Regions from separate parts of the Homo sapiens genome. Here region 2 is linked to region 1. A link is a loop called in an ENCODE intact Hi-C map of the cell type or tissue named here. Cell type or tissue: PC-9. All regions are shown on one strand.

What was found. Peaks named below come from ENCODE experiments on the same cell type or tissue, not always from the same donor. Only the 100,000 strongest peaks of a DNase experiment are listed, where the experiment ranks them.
Region 2: it touches region 1 in a loop (7-fold over the local background); 1 of 110 quality-filtered maps calls a loop at or near these places.

What each region holds. Positions count from the first base shown.
Region 1 is chr7:46,134,743-46,142,742 of GRCh38, reverse strand. No RefSeq gene overlaps it. Among named protein-coding and RNA genes, the nearest start is that of IGFBP3, 220 kb to the right of the region's middle. In PC-9, no CTCF peak of the experiment used is centred here; a DNase peak (open chromatin) is centred at 3,462; H3K27ac peaks cover 2,373 bases.
Region 2 is chr7:46,069,785-46,077,784 of GRCh38, reverse strand. No RefSeq gene overlaps it. Among named protein-coding and RNA genes, the nearest start is that of IGFBP3, 150 kb to the right of the region's middle. In PC-9, no CTCF peak of the experiment used is centred here; DNase peaks (open chromatin) are centred at 4,914 and 6,004; H3K27ac peaks cover 799 bases.

The sequences.
Region 1 (8,000 bases):
CCAGCACTATTTATTAAATAGGGAATCCTTTCCCCATTGCTTGTTTTTCTCAGGTTTGTCAAAGATCAGATAGTTGTAGATATGCGGCGTTATTTCTGAGGGCTCTGTTCTGTTCCATTGATCTATATCTCTGTTTTGGTACCAGTACCATGCTGTTTTGGTTACTGTAGCCTTGTAGTATAGTTTGAAGTCAGGTAGTGTGATGCCTCCAGCTTTGTTCTTTTGGCTTAGGATGGACTTGGCGATGCAGGCTCTTTTTTGGTTTCATATGAACTTTAAGGTAGTTTTTTCCAATACTGTGAAGAAAGGCATTGGTAGCTTGATGGGGATGGCATTGAATCTGTAAATTACCTTGGGCAGTATGGCCATTTTCATGATATTGATTCTTCCTACCCATGAGCATGGAATGTTCTTCCATTTGTTTGTATCCTCTTTTATTTCCTTGAGCAGTGGTTCGTAGTTCTCCTTGAAGAGGTCCTTCACATCCCTTGTATGTTGGATTCCTAGGTATTTTATTCTCTTTGAAGCAATTGTGGATGGGAGTTCACTCATGATTTGGCTCTCTGTTTGTCTGTTGTTTCTGTATAAGAATACTTGTGATTTTTGTACATTGATTTTGCATCCTGAGACTTTGCTGAAGTTGCTTATCAGCTTAAGGAGATTTTGGACTGAGACAATGGGGTTTTCTAGATATACAATCATGTCATCTGCAAACAGGGACAATTTGACTTCCTCTTTTCCTAATTGAATACCCTTTATTTCCTTCTCCTGCCTGATTGCCCTGGCCAGAACTTCCAACACTGTTGAATAGGAGTGGTGAGAGAGGGCATCCCTGTCTTGTGCCAGTTTTCAAAGGGAATGCTTCCAGTTTTTGCCCATTCAGTATAATATTGGCTGTGGGTTTGTCATAGATAGCTCTTATTATTTTGAAATACGTCCCATCAATACCTAATTTATTGAGAGTTTTTAGCATGAAGGGTTGTTGAATTTTGTCAAAGGCCTTTTCTGCATCTATTGAGATAATCATGTGGTTTTTGTCTTTGGCTCTGTTTATATGCTGGATTACATTTATTGATTTGTGTATATTGAACCAGCCTTGCATCCCAGGGATGAAGCCCACTTGATCATGGTGGATAAGCTTTTTGATGTGCTGCTGGATTCGTTTTGCCAGTAATTTATTGAGGATTTTTGCATCAATGTTCATCAAGGATATTGGTCTAAAATTCTCTTTTTTTGTTGTGTCTCTGCCTGGCTTTGGTATCAGAATGATGCTGGCCTCATAAAAAGAGTTACGGAGGATTCCCTCTTTTTCTATTGATTGGAATAGTTTCAGAAGGAATGGTACCAGTTCCTCCTTGTACCTCTGGTAGAATTCGGCTGTGAATCCATCTGGTCCTGGACTCTTTTTGGTTGGTAAGCTATTGATTATTGCCACAATTTCAGATCCTGTTATTGGTCTATTCAGAGATTCAACTTCTTCCTGGTTTAGTCTTGGGAGAGTGTATGTGTCGAGGAATTTATCCATTTCTTCTAGATTTTCTAGTTTATTTGCGTACAACAAAAAAACAAACAACCCCATCAAAAAGTGGGCAAAGGATATGAACAGACACTTCTCAAAAGAAGACATTTATGCAGCCAAAAAACACACGAAAAAATGCTAATCATCACTGGCCATCAGAGAAATGCAAATCAAAACCACAATGAGATACCATCTCACACCAGTTAGAATGGCTATCATTAAAAAGTCAGGAAACAACAGGTGCTGGAGAGGATGTGGAGAAATTGGAACACTTTTACACTGTTGGTGGGACTGTAAACTAGTTCAACCATTGTGGAAGTCAGCGTGGAGATTCCTCAGGGATCTAGAACTAGAAATACCATTTGACCCAGCCATCCCATTACTGGGTATACACCCAAAGGAGTATAAATCATGCTGCTATAAAGACACATGCACACGTATGTTTATTGTGGCATTATTCACAATAGCAAAGACTTGGAACCAACCCAAATGTCCAACAATGATAGACTGGATTAAGAAAATGTGGCACACATACACCATGGAATACTATGCAGCCATAAAAAATGATGAGTTCATGTCCTTGGTAGGGACATGGATGAAACTGGAAATCATCATTCTCAGTAAACTATTGCAAGAACAAAAAACCAAACACCGCATATTCTCACTCATAGGTGGGAATTGAACAATGAGATCACATGGACACAGGAAGGAGAATATCACACTCTGGGGACTGTTGTGGGGTGGGGGGAGGGGGAAGGGATAGCATTGGGAGATATACCTAATGCTGGATGACGAGTTAGTGGGTGCAGCGCACCAGTATGGCACATGTATACATATGTAACTAACCTGCACAATGTGCACATGTACCCTAAAACTTAAAGTATAATTAAAAAAAAAGAAAAAAAATCAACTCAAAATAGATTAAAGACTTAAATGTAAGACCCCAAGCTGTGAAAGAACTAGAAGAAAATACAGGGCAGATGTCCATGACATTGGTATGGGCAAAGAATTTTTAGCTAAGACCTCAAAAGCATAAGCTACAAAAGCAAAAACAGACAAATGGAATTACATCAAATTAAAACGCTTCTGAGGCAGGAAAATGGCAAGAACCCAGGAGGCGGAGCTTGCAGTGAGCCGAGATTGAGCCACTGCACTCCAGCCTGGGCAACAGAGCAAGACTCTGTCTCAAAAAAAATAATTAAAATAACTTAAAAATAAAAAATAAAATAAAAAGCTTCTAGACATCAAAAAAAATCAACAAAGCAACTACTCACAAAATGGAAAAAAACGTTTACAAACTATAGAAGTAGATTATTTCAATAGCCCTATCACTATAAGGAAAATTGTGCTGAGAATTTTTTAATTAAATCTTAATTTAATCAAGATTTGACTTTCAAAATGAAATCTCTAAACCCAGACAATTTCACTGGAAAATTATACCAAAGTTTTAAAGAAGAATTAACACTCATTTTACACAATCTATTCAGGAAAATTGAAGAAAGGACGTTCATTTGCCAATTCATTTTATGAAGCTAGTATTATCATGATGCCAAAACTAAACAAAAGCAAAACAAAAAAGGAAGAAAGAAGGCCAATATCCCTCATGAATACAGACACAAAATTCCTTAACAAAATACTAATAGAATGCTGTAATACATAAAAAGAAGTATACACTATAACTACGTGGCGTTTACTCCAGGGTTGCAAAGCTAGTTCAGTATTCAAAAATCAATCAACATAATGCACCATATCAACAGGCAAAAAAGGAACAATTACATGATCTTAGCAATCAAAGCAGAAGAAGCATTTGAAAAAAATTCAACACTTATTCATAGTGAAAGCTCTCAGAAAAATAAGAGTGCAGGTGAACTTCCTCATCTTGGTATGAAGCAGCTGCACAAAACCTACAGCTCACATTACACCTAATGATGACAGACTGGATGTGTCCTAACATCAGTAACTACATAAGAATGTCTCCTCTCATTACTCTTAGCCAACATAGTGCTAGGCATTCTCACTAGTGGAATGTAAAATATTTAGATGTAAATCTAACAAGGCATGTGTGTGACAGACATAACACATTTATGAGCTGGAAAACTCAACACAGTAAAGTTGTCAATTTAAATACTGATTTAATGAAATCTCTATTAAAATCTTAGCAGGAATTTTGTTGATATAGACAAGATTATACTGAAACTTATAAGGAAAGGCAAATGAATTAGAATAGCTAAAATCATTTTGAAAAAGAGAAATAAAATGGGATAAACAAGTCTATTCAATATTAAGAATTTTTATATAGCTATAGTAATCAGGACTATTTGATGTTGGTAGAGGGACAGACAGAGATTTAAAAAATGAACAGAAATAAACATAAATAGGCCCAACTGATTTTTGACAAAGGTATATAAATAATTCAACAGAGCAAAGATAACCTTTTTCAAAAAATGATGCTGGTGCAATTGAATATCAATAGGCAAAAGTAAATGAACAAATGTCAAGCTAAGGGTAAAGTCTTATACTTTATGCAAAAATTAATTAATAATGAATCACAGACTTATATGTAAAAAGTAAAACTATAACATGTTTATAAAAACATTCAGAGAAAAAATGGAGGCATCTTCGCTTCTATCTAGGAGGAGCTGAATGAGTGAATTACCTAAGCTTCCATCTAGGAGGAGGTCTATTAAACACCATGTAAATAGAGGAGACGATATGACAATGATAACTGAAACCAATGAAATAGACAACAAGCAACAGAGGAAATCATGAAACCAAAATCTGGTTATTTGAAAAGATCAGTAAGTTGGCACAATTCAAGTCAGATTAATTCAATAAAAAGAACAGAAAATACAAATTCAAGAATAAAAAAGAGGATACACTCACAGATTCGACAGATAAAAAAAATTTAAGAGGATACAATGAATAAGATTTTGCCAATAAAACTGGCATTTTAATAAAATAGCAACTTCAATGAGAGACATAAATTACCAAAATTGACTCCCCAAGAATAGAGAATATAAGTGACTCTTTATTAATGAAATTTAATTTGTAATTAAGATCTGTTCACAAAGAAAATTCCAGATCTCAATGGCTTCACTGATGAAATCAATCAAACATTTACCAAGAAGTAACAGCAATTTTACACAAATTTCTGCATAAAATGTAGGAGAAAGGAATATTTCCCAACGTATATCAGAAGCTCAGCATTAGGCTGATACCAACACCAAACAAAGACATCATAAGAAATGAAAGTTAGAGATCGGTAACTTTCATGAAAGAAGTCACAGTAAAATTCTTTGTAAAATATTAACCTCTCCTCAGATACACCATGCCCCGTGCCTGGTCTGTATTTTGAATGGGAGGATGGGGGACATGGAAAAAGAAAAAATATTAGCAAATAGAATTTATCAAATTATGAAAAGATATTGCATCATGGCCTAAAGACATTTAACCAATGAATACAAGGTCTAGCAATGAAATGAAATTCACCATTTAAAAAATATAAAGAAGAAAAATCTTATGATCATTACTACAGATGTGTGTATGTGTGTAATATAACACAGACATAAATATATGATACATACATGCACATATACATGAGCAATGATTCTATCTATTTACAGATAGTTAAGTTTTTCATAGATACCCTTTATCTAGTTAAGGAAGTTCCTTTCTATTCCTAGTTAGCCAAGATTTTTTTAAATCATGGATATGTGCTAAATTTTATCCATGTCTATCTATCTATCTATCTATCTACCTACTTACCTATTTATCTACCCATCCATATATCCAAATATAGATGCTTTCCCCTAAAATTAGAGACAAAGGTAGAATGTCTACTCACTGCTTCTATTAAATTGATGGCCCAGGACAATAAGGCAGTACCAATTAATAAACATTATATATATTAGAAAGGAAGAATCAAACTGCATCTGTTAACAAATTAATGTTCAAATTCACAGAGAATCCTAAGGTATCTGCAAAAAAAGCTACTAGAGTTAACATATGAGTTTAGCAAGGACACAGGATTCAAGGTCAATACACAAAACTCAAATAGATATATCCACATACTAGGAAAGAACAATTACATTTGAAGTTTAAAAAATGGTGCCCTTACACGCCTGTAATCCCAGCACTTTGGGAGGCCAAGGCAGGCGGATCACGAGGTCAGGAGATCGAGACCATCCTGCCTAACATGGTGAAACCCCGTCGCTACTAAAAAGACAAAAAAATTAGCCGGGCATGGTGGTGGGCGCCTGTAGTCCCAGCTACTTGGGAGGCTGAGGCAGGAGAATGGCGTGAACCTGGGAGGCAGAGCTTGCAGTGAGCGGAGATGGCGCCACTGCACTCCAGCCAGGGCAACAGAGTGAGACTCCGTCTCAAAAAAAAAAAAAAAAGAAAAAGAAAAAGAAAAAAATGGTGCCTTAAAAACATCATACAAAATAATGCAATTTATTTAGCAGAAATTAATTTAGCAAAATATGTGCATGGTATAAAACCTTACTCAGACCAGTGAAAGAAAGAAAGAGATATACCATGTTTATGCATTGGAAGGCTCAGTATTAAGATTTCAGTCCTTTACTAATTGATCTGGAGATTCAAAATAATCCAAAGTAAAATCCCCGGAATCTTTTTGTTGTTGTTCTTGTTGAGAAACTGACAATTTGATCCTAAAATTAGATGGAAATGTAAAGGGTATAAAATAACCAAAATAATTTTGAAAAATTAGAACAAAGTTGCACAGATTATATGTTTTCAAGACTGTTGGGAATATAAAATGGTACCACATTGTGAAAGACAATTTTGCTGTCTGTTATAAAGTTAAACATTTACTTAATATACAATCCAGAAACTTTATTCCTAGGTATTTACCCAAGAGAAATGAAAACATATATCCACATAAAATTTGCACACAAAAGTTCATAGCAGCTTTTTTCATCATGGCTCCAAACAGGAAACAACCTAAATGTTCAACAATAGGCGCACGGATAAACAAATTGTTGTACAGTCACACAGTAGAACACTAACAACTGCACAAAAAAAGTTATGCTAGAACTCTTAGGTCTGAATGTTTATGTTCCCCTAAAATTCATATGTTGAAATCCTAACTTCCAATGTGATGTTCTTAAAATATACAGCCTTTTGGAATGATTAGATCATAAAGGTGGGGTCCTCCTGAATGGGACTAGTGCTCTTACAAAAGGAGTCCCAGAGAGTTCCCTCATACCTTCCACCCTATGGGACACAGAGAGACTGCGTTATCTGTGAAGCAGGAACCCAACCTTCACCTGATGGTGAATCAGCCAATGCCTTGATCTTGGACTTCTAGCCTCTAGAACTGTGAGAAATAAGTTTCTGTTTTTTATCAACCACCCAATTTTCAGTGTTTGTGTTACAGCAGCTCAAATAGAGTAAAACAGGAACACACACAACATGAATAAATCTCAAAACATCATGCTGACAAAGCAAAAAGCCAGACACAAATGTATGCATGCTGTATAATTCCATTCTTATTAAAACAGTAGGGGGAATGTAATCTATGGTGACAGGAAAGAGACCAGCAGTTGCCTGGTGATGGAATTGTGGGGGATTGACTGAGAGGGGGCAAAGTGAACTTCTGGGGTCTTGGAGATATTTTTTATCCTCTTTGTTGTGGTAGGTACACAGGTTTATGAATTTATTAAAACTCATCCAAATGTACACTTAAAATAAATATACTTTATCATATGTCTCTTATACATTATGCTTCAATGCAGTAGCTTCTCCAAGTAAAGTGATATGATTTGGCTGTGTCTTCACCCAAATCTCATCTTGAATTGTAGCTCCCACAATTCCCATGTGTCATGGAAGGGACCCAGTGGGAGGTAATTGAATTATAGGAGCAGACCTTTCCCGTGCTGTTCTCATGATAGTGAATAAGTCTCACAATATCTCATGGTTTCATAAAGGAGAGTTCCCCTGCACAAGCTCTCTCTTGCCTGCTGCCATGTAAGATGTCCCTTGCTCTTCCATCATGATTGTGAGGCCTCCCCAGCCATGTGGAACTGTGAGTCAATTAAATTTCTTTCCTTTATAAATTGCCCAGTCTTGGGTATGTCTTTATTAGCAGTGTGAGAACAGACTAATACATAAAGGTTGAATTAGTGTGTGTGTGTGTGTGTGTGTGTGTATGTGTGTGTGTGTAATGGGAATCAATATTAAGAAAGATGGGTCAATGATCCCAGTGCATGTCATGGGCATGAACTTTCACTTTCATCTTGTGTTTGTAGTAGGGTGCAGATGGGGTAGATCCCTAATCAGGAGGCTTTCCACACACCAAAGAACATCCTGACAATTTGCAAGTAGCCTCAGTGGAGGGCTTTGGAAGGAACAGGAGGGCAGGTGCTCTGGGCTGACAAAGGGAAGAGCCATTTGGGCAATACACAGTGCCTGTGCACACAGGAGAGGCCTGTGACTGGGGCTTCTTGGAGAGGCCTCTTGC
Region 2 (8,000 bases), 65 kb after region 1:
CTTTTTTCTCTCAGTGCTTTAAAGATGTGGGTTCCATTGTTTCTGATATTCATCCTCATTTTTATATGTGTTTCTCTATACATAATATGCCTTCTTTCCTCTGGCTGCCTTTAATACATTCTCTTTATCAGTGACTTACAGCAAGTTGATTGTGATGCTGCCTAGTATAATTTTTTTGTTCTTTATTCTGCTTGATGTTTGCTGAGCTTTCTGGAATTGGAATATAGTTTTCACTGAATCTGCAAAAATTTCAACTACTCTTTCTTCAGTTTTTTGTTTGTTTCTCTGTTATTCTTCTTTCCTTCTGGGAATGTATGACACATTTTTTAGGTGACATGTTCACTAGCTCATTGTTACTTTATGTTGTAGGCCTTTTTTTCTCTTTGTGTGTTTCATTTTAGATAGTTTCCATTGCTATTCCTTTAAGCCCATTAAACTTTTTTCTTCTTCAGCGTCTAATATGTTTTAATCCCATTCAGTGTAACTTTCCTATTTAGAAATTTACTAGTTTATCTCCAAAAGTTTTATTAGAATATTTTTACAGCTTCTATTTCTTTCATCATCATATCCATGTTTATTCTGCATTCTTGAACATTTGGAGTGTATTTACATTTGCTATTTTCATGTTATTGTTTACTAATGCTATCATCAATGTCATTTCTTGGTCTGTTTCTATTGATTGATGGGTTTTGTTTTGTTTTTGCCCCAATCCCTCTGTGCCTGGTAATTTTTTATTGGATATCAGACATCATACATTTTACATTTTTGGATGATGAATATCTTCATATTGTTTTAAATATCTTGGGGCTGTGCTCTGCAACACAATTAATTTACTTAGAGCTGAAGTTACTTAGAAACCTTTTGAGCTTTGTTTTTGATCTTGGTTAGGGAAGATCCAGAAGAGCCTTTTGTTTAGGGCTGATTTGGCCCCATTACTGAGAAAATGCCTTTCTAAGAACTCTACCCATGGGACATTATTAGGAAATATTTCTACTCTATCTGGTGGGGTCACAAACTATTCTGTCTTGTGTAAACTCTAGACATGTTCCCAGCTGGTTTCTTCCCTGTCCTTTGGAGTTTCTTCACACATATTCACAGACCAGGACTCAGCCAGAAGTGAGCCTGTTGATCTCCAGTGCTTGCTGTCTCTCTCTCAACCTCTCTCTCTCTCTCTCTCTCTCCCTCAGTCTCTCTATCTCTCTCTCTCTCTCGTGTGTGTGTGTGTGTGTGTGTGTGTGCAGTTCCTTCTTGGCTTAGACAATCTACATCACAAACTCACAAACTCTACTATCATTATTCACCTAAAACTCTGATCTCTGCCTCGTTAATTCAGCAGAAATGCTTGGCTGTGTTTGGGTTGTCCCTTTCCATCCTGTGGCCAGGAAGCTCTTTTCAAATACTTAACTGGGCACTCGTGAGGCTCAACTCACCTTCTCTTGAGGATACATTTCTTGAGCTGCCTATTTTCCATAATCTGAAAACCATTTGTTTTATATAATTTGGCTGGTTTTGTAGGAGTTTTATGGCAGGATGGTAAATCTAGTCCCTTTTATTATGGCTGAAGAAAAATTTATGAACTACAATATGAGTTTTTATTCTTGAAGTGATATCTCTTTAACATTCCTTCACTGGAAGATGAGCACTAAGCATATTAACATATGCTGTCTTTTCTCTTCTGCCTCCAAATCCCTTCCCAGGAAACTGCCCCCTTAGCTTCCATCTAAGACTGGCAGGCTTGCAGTGAGGTATTCTGGGTGAGCCGTATTTGAAACTAAGATCTTGCTATGGGAGAGAAAGTGATGTACATTCAACTGTCTCCTCCCATAACCTCATTTACATAAGATCCAGAAGTCATGCAGAAAAATATTTTATTCTTATTTGAATTCTGACATGGACTGACTTAGATCTATTGACAAGAGAGTAAATTTCAAATGACTCACCACAAAAAGATAGAAACATAAGTCAGGTGATAGATATATCAATTAACTTGTTCTAAGTATTTCACAGTGAATACATATATTAAAACATCATGTTGTATCCCATACTTGTATACAATTATGATTTGTCAGTTAAACAAAAAAAATTTGAATATTAAATTAAAATAATTTTACTTAAAATGCTGAGATTTTTTTCTATTGAAAAATTCTATTAGACCTTATTAGATAATTTAAGAAAAATCAAAATGTTCACAATGTGATGTTAGCATTCATCCATCTGGTTGCCAATGTAAAAAATCAATATTGTGCTTCACATGCTGTGTCTTAGTAGGTAGATAGCTACTTAAGAGTAATATGAATTATTTAATAATTTAAAATGTTCCTCGATTCCATGTGCAACTTTCCCAACCCCACAGTCATTCATATGCCTCCAAAGGTGGGAATTTGAAGGAGAAGAAGAGCAAGATAGCAGGCATTGAGCACTGTGGGGAAATGCGACTTGATGATGCAAGAATCCATGGCATCTCTGCTACCTCAGCAAGGCATCTGCACCCTGGGATGCATCAGCCCCTGGACTTCTGCACAACAGTGTCTTTGTCTCCTTGGCCCCGGGAAGTTGCCCCTTTTCTCTGGAGGACACCAGGAAGGAGAGGGTCCATAGCATATCCCTGACAGCTGCAGGAGCTGCCAGCCTGGCCACTCAGGGTCCTTTAAAGAATTTATATTCGGGAGGGTCTGTGACATGAAGGGCTCTTTATTTTTGAGATGTCAGGACTCTGTGGTCAGCTTGCAAGGAAATAAACACAAGAATTGAAAGTGAACCCTTAGAAAATTGAGTATGACTTACCAGTGGAATTTATGGCTGTTGAATCTAAAAAATCAAAAACAAAAACAAATGAATAGCAGGGCTTGTATTCCTTATGTCTTTTCATTTCTTTGTTCTAGTAATTTATTTCTATTATGTCTTATAAAAGTTTTGGGCTACAACAGATTAAAGGGAAAACAATATACTGACTTGTTCCCATAGAAATCTGAGAAATTCTCTAAATGTGGGCCTGAGTCTACAGCAGAACTCACACTGAGCTGGGGAAAAGAACACTTCTATAGAGTATCAGAAATTGTCTTCCCATTGACTCATTACATTCTCAAGTTCTCAATCAGAATCACTGGATAGCAGATTAATTTTACTTGGACTAAAGTGTGTCTTTTTCCCTCCAGGTTTATTGAGATACAATTGACAAATGTACATGATATATACTTAAGGTGTACCACTTGATGTTTTGATATAGGTATACATTGTGAATTAATCACCACAATCAAGCTAATTAGCGTATCTATCACCTCACATAGTTATCAACTTTATTTTGGTTGGGGGGAACACTTAAGATCTACCCTCTTAGCACATTTCAAGTATATAATAGAGTATTGTTCAATATATTCACATTGCTCTACATTAGCTTTCCAGAACCGATTCATCCTGTCTAACTGAAACTGTAAGACCTTTGGCCAACAACTCCCCATTCCTCCCAGCACACCTATAGTCCCTGGCAGCCATAATTCTATACTCTACTTCCATAATTTCAACTATTTCAGATGCTCTATAGAAGTGAGATCATGCAGTTTTGGTCCTCCCTTGCTTGGCTTATTTCACTCAGCATCACATCCTCCAGGTTCAGCTGTGTTGTCACAAATGGCAAATTCACTTTGTTTTTAAGGGCAAATAATATTTCATTGTACGTATATGCTACAATTTCTTTATCCATTCATCCAGTGACGGACATTTAGGACATTTCTACATCTAGGCTATTGTGAATTATAAAGTATGTCTTTTCTGTTTATAGATTTACTAGTTATCCTTTTACACAAGTCTGGATCACCACAGAAAATGGACAAGAAAATTTGGACGTGAAGATCAGATCCTTGCCGTGCCCTGATGGTAAGATCAGAATGGGAAGCTCACCTGTAATCAAACTGCCACTTCTTTACCCATCTGAAAAAACAACGATCCATGTTACTGAAACGGCCAAAGATCCCTCACCATATCCCCATTTGCCTACTGCTGTGAGTCATGAAAATAACCACCTAAGCGATTTTTCTCAAAGGTAAAGGACAATATCTCTGCCATTAAATGTGAAGTGTGGTGAGTTATGGAACATGCAGCTATACAGGCAAAGTCACCCCAGTGCTGTCTCAGCCACACACATAGCCCAGCAGCCTGACAGGTTGGAGTCAGGTGGCATTCTCCCTCTTGAAGGGGTTTAAAAGTGAAATGTGGGAAGTAGAGTCAATAATTCTTATCATCAATAACAGCCACAGTGGTCAAATATCTCCTTTGAGGTAGCCTGACAATGGAGAGTTCACTTATATTAATTCATTTAATAGCGACAGAAATTACAAAATCTGTTCTATTATCATTTTACAGACAAGGAAATGAAAACACAGGAAGTTTGTGTAGCTTATGTGAGGTTTCATGGTTATACCAGTGCCTGTTCTCTCTGGGCTACTTACTAGACAAAACTGCTTCAACCTCATTTTGTTTGTCCATTTTTAAATCTCAATAAAGACAAAACGTTTTTCTTTGGCCTTTAAACAACATCAGCTGAAATAAGTTTTCTAAAATTAATTTGTTGTTGTTTTATACTGCTTCATGTTCAAGGACTCAAAATTTGAAATAGCTGGTGGAGTGAAATTCAGCTAGATTCAATGTTTCTATCCCACAGAAATTTTTTAAAACTTGGAGTTTAGAATGTTGACCTTATAAGATGGGTGGCACACATTGATGTGCCCAATGTCATACCACAAGTTGGTGGCAGGGAGACTCAGTGATGTGCTAGAGCTGGTTTGTTATAACTCAAGAGAGCCCATTGTTAAATACTTGAGAATTTGGCTAGCCACTTGTGAAACCTTTGGTACCTTGAAATCTTGAAATCAGTCATGATGGAGTACTTATACCAGGCAAATTGCCAAACACAACAGAAACAAAACAAAAGAGAAAACAAAACAAACTTGCTTGCTTGCTTGATTATTTTCCAGAGAACAAGTTTAACATCATACCACTATTTGCTTTCCAGTATCCAGAATGAAATCTTACAGCCTTCTTCTTAGAACTTGGCAAATATTTAATGAGAGAAAATGAGAAAATGTGAAATTGACTAGGTTGCATATTTTTATCTACCTTCTAATAGTATGGCTATAGGCGCAAACCTATGAAAGTTTACAATTACTTCCTGCTTGATTTGGCTTTAATGATCTATACTGAAGAGACTCCCCTAAGTACTAGCTCTATCCAAAATATCTTCAGAACTAAAAAGTTAAAGAAAAAGAACTAACATGGACCTATTAAGGACTTCAATTACCCATTGGAAAGATGAAGGAAGCTGGCCTTGTTGAATATTTCTTTAACCAAATTTACTACAGAATAATCAAAAATATCTGAATTATTCTCCGATACTGAAGTCCCAGGAGTGAAGGAGAAGAGTCCCAGGAGTGAAGGAGAAGAGTGGTTTGAGAGAGAGTTAGATATTAGGAAGAACCCCTCAATTTTCATGGACTTGAGAGCTGGCAACCTGGACAAGCTGGTCTCCCTCTAGTCCAGGCTGAGTATGTCTGGCTGGCTATGTGAGCACTTAGGAATCATGCCAATGAAGATATCTGATAAGAACATTTTAGTTTCTCAGACTTAAATATGATATGGTTTGTACATAAGGTCCATGGAGACATGAACTCAAATTCCCTGCCTTAACTCCAACAACGAGAGATGTGCACCTACCCAGAGTAGTGTAGCACCTACCCAGAGGCCCAAAGGCCTCACCTTCTGATACCATCACATTGAAGGTTAGGATTTCAACATAACAATTTTATGGGAACACAAATGTTCAGTTAATAAAATTTCACCCCAGGTCCCCAAATTCATCTCTTTCTCACATGCAAAATATGTTCATTCCATCTCAACAACCCCAAAAGCCTTAGCTTGTTTCAACATCAACTCTAAATTCTAAAGTCTGAGGTTCATCTATTTAAATCAGATATGGATGAGGCTTGAAGTGTGATTCATCCTGAGGCAAATTCCTCTCCAGCTGTGAACCTGTGAAACCAGACAAGTCGTGTGCTTCCAAAGTATAATGATGGATCAGGCATAAAATAGACCTCCCCATACCAAAAGGAGAAAGAGCAAGGGAAAGAGAGACAGTTGGCCTCAATGAAGCCCAAAACCTAACAAGGCAAACAACATTGAATCTTAAATTTCAAGAATAATTATTTGGGTTGATGCTCTGCCTTCTGGATGCACTGGGGCAGCCGTGTCTCACTCACAGCTTGACAGGGTGCTGCCCACTCTGTGGCTCTCAGCCAGGGACCCTCAGCTCTCCTGGAGTGTGGACTCCAGGTGACTGCATCCTATTTAAACAACAAACATCATGTTGGGGGTTAGGATTTCAACACTTGAATTTGGGGAAATGCTGAAACATTGAGTCCATCATATGCAGCTACTGTGTTTAGCCACACCCCTTGTTGTTGAAAGCCCAGCAGTGACTCAGGGGCTTTGCGCTCATGAGGCTTACATTCAAGCCATATTTATATCTAAATCGCTAAATCTACCAATAGGAAAAAGTGGCTGACCTCCACAACTAGGAAGAAGTCCAACTCACCAGCTTTCCCCAAGGACGGTAGCTTGTAATTTTTAGAAAGAGGCTTGAATAGGAACCACAAAGCCACAATTCTCAACTCCCAGGAATTCTAAAGGCTCAATGCACTTTCATAATGGAAAAGTGATTCTCAGAAAATTGTCTTCTAGGCAATTATATTGGCTTTTATTAACAATTCTGAGAGTAGAGGACCTACCATGTGCAAAATCTCAGATGGATTACACAATACCATTTACAATTGCTCCAAATGTATATATTCAGGTATAATTCTACCAAAACATACAGAATCATGTGGAAAATTTTAAGTACTAATTTTTTTATTAAAAATTACCTACATAAATTGAGAGACATCCATACAATGGATAAGATACCACCCATGGATAAGAGACTCAATATAGAAATATGTCAATTCTTTCAAATTGACCTATGAGTTTAATACAATTCCTGTAAAAATCCCAGCAAATTTTTTTTACAGATATAGACAAGCTCGTTCTTGCATTTATATGGAGAGGACAGAGCCTACAATAGCAAAAACATTTCATAAAACAAGAATAAACTGAGAGGAATCACTCAATCTGCTGTTAAAGCTTACTGTATAGCTACAGTAATCAAGACAGTATAGTACTGCTGGAGGCAGAGACACATAAAATGGAACAGAATTGAAAATCCAGAAATAAATGCACACACATATGTCCAATTGATTTTTAATGGACTTTTTTTAGAGCAGTTCACAGCAAAAACTGAATGAAAGGTACAGAGACTTTCCATATACCCCCTACTGGCACACAGGCACAGTCTCCCTCATTGTCCGTATTCCCCCGCCAGAATGGTACATTAGGTGCAATCAATGAACCTACATTGACACATCGTTATTATTCAGAGCTTACAGTTTCCATTAGTGTTCACTCTTGGTGTTGTAAATTCTATGAGAATAAAATATGTAATAACATGTATCCAACATTAAAGTATCATTCAGTATAGTTTCACTGTCCTATAAAAACCTCTGTGTTCCACCTATTCATCCCTCCCTCCCCATTAACCCTGGGCAACCAATACTCTTTTCACTGTCTTCATACTTTTGCTTTTTCCAAAATATAATTAGTTGGCATCATACAGTATGTAGCCTTTTCAGATTGGCTTCTCTCACTTAGTAACATGAAATTAAGCTCTCTCCAAGTCTTTTCATGGTAAATAGCACTGAATACTATTTTGTTGTCTGATGTAACACAGTTTGTTCATCCATTCACCTACCAAAGGACTTCTTGGTTGCTTCTAAGTGTTGGCAATTATGAATAAAGCTGCTGTGAACGTCCAATGTAGGCTTTTGTGTGGACATAAGTTTTCAGTTCCTCTAGATAAATACTAAGAAGCATGACTGCTGGATCATATAGTAAAAGTATGTTTAGTTTGTAAGAAACCA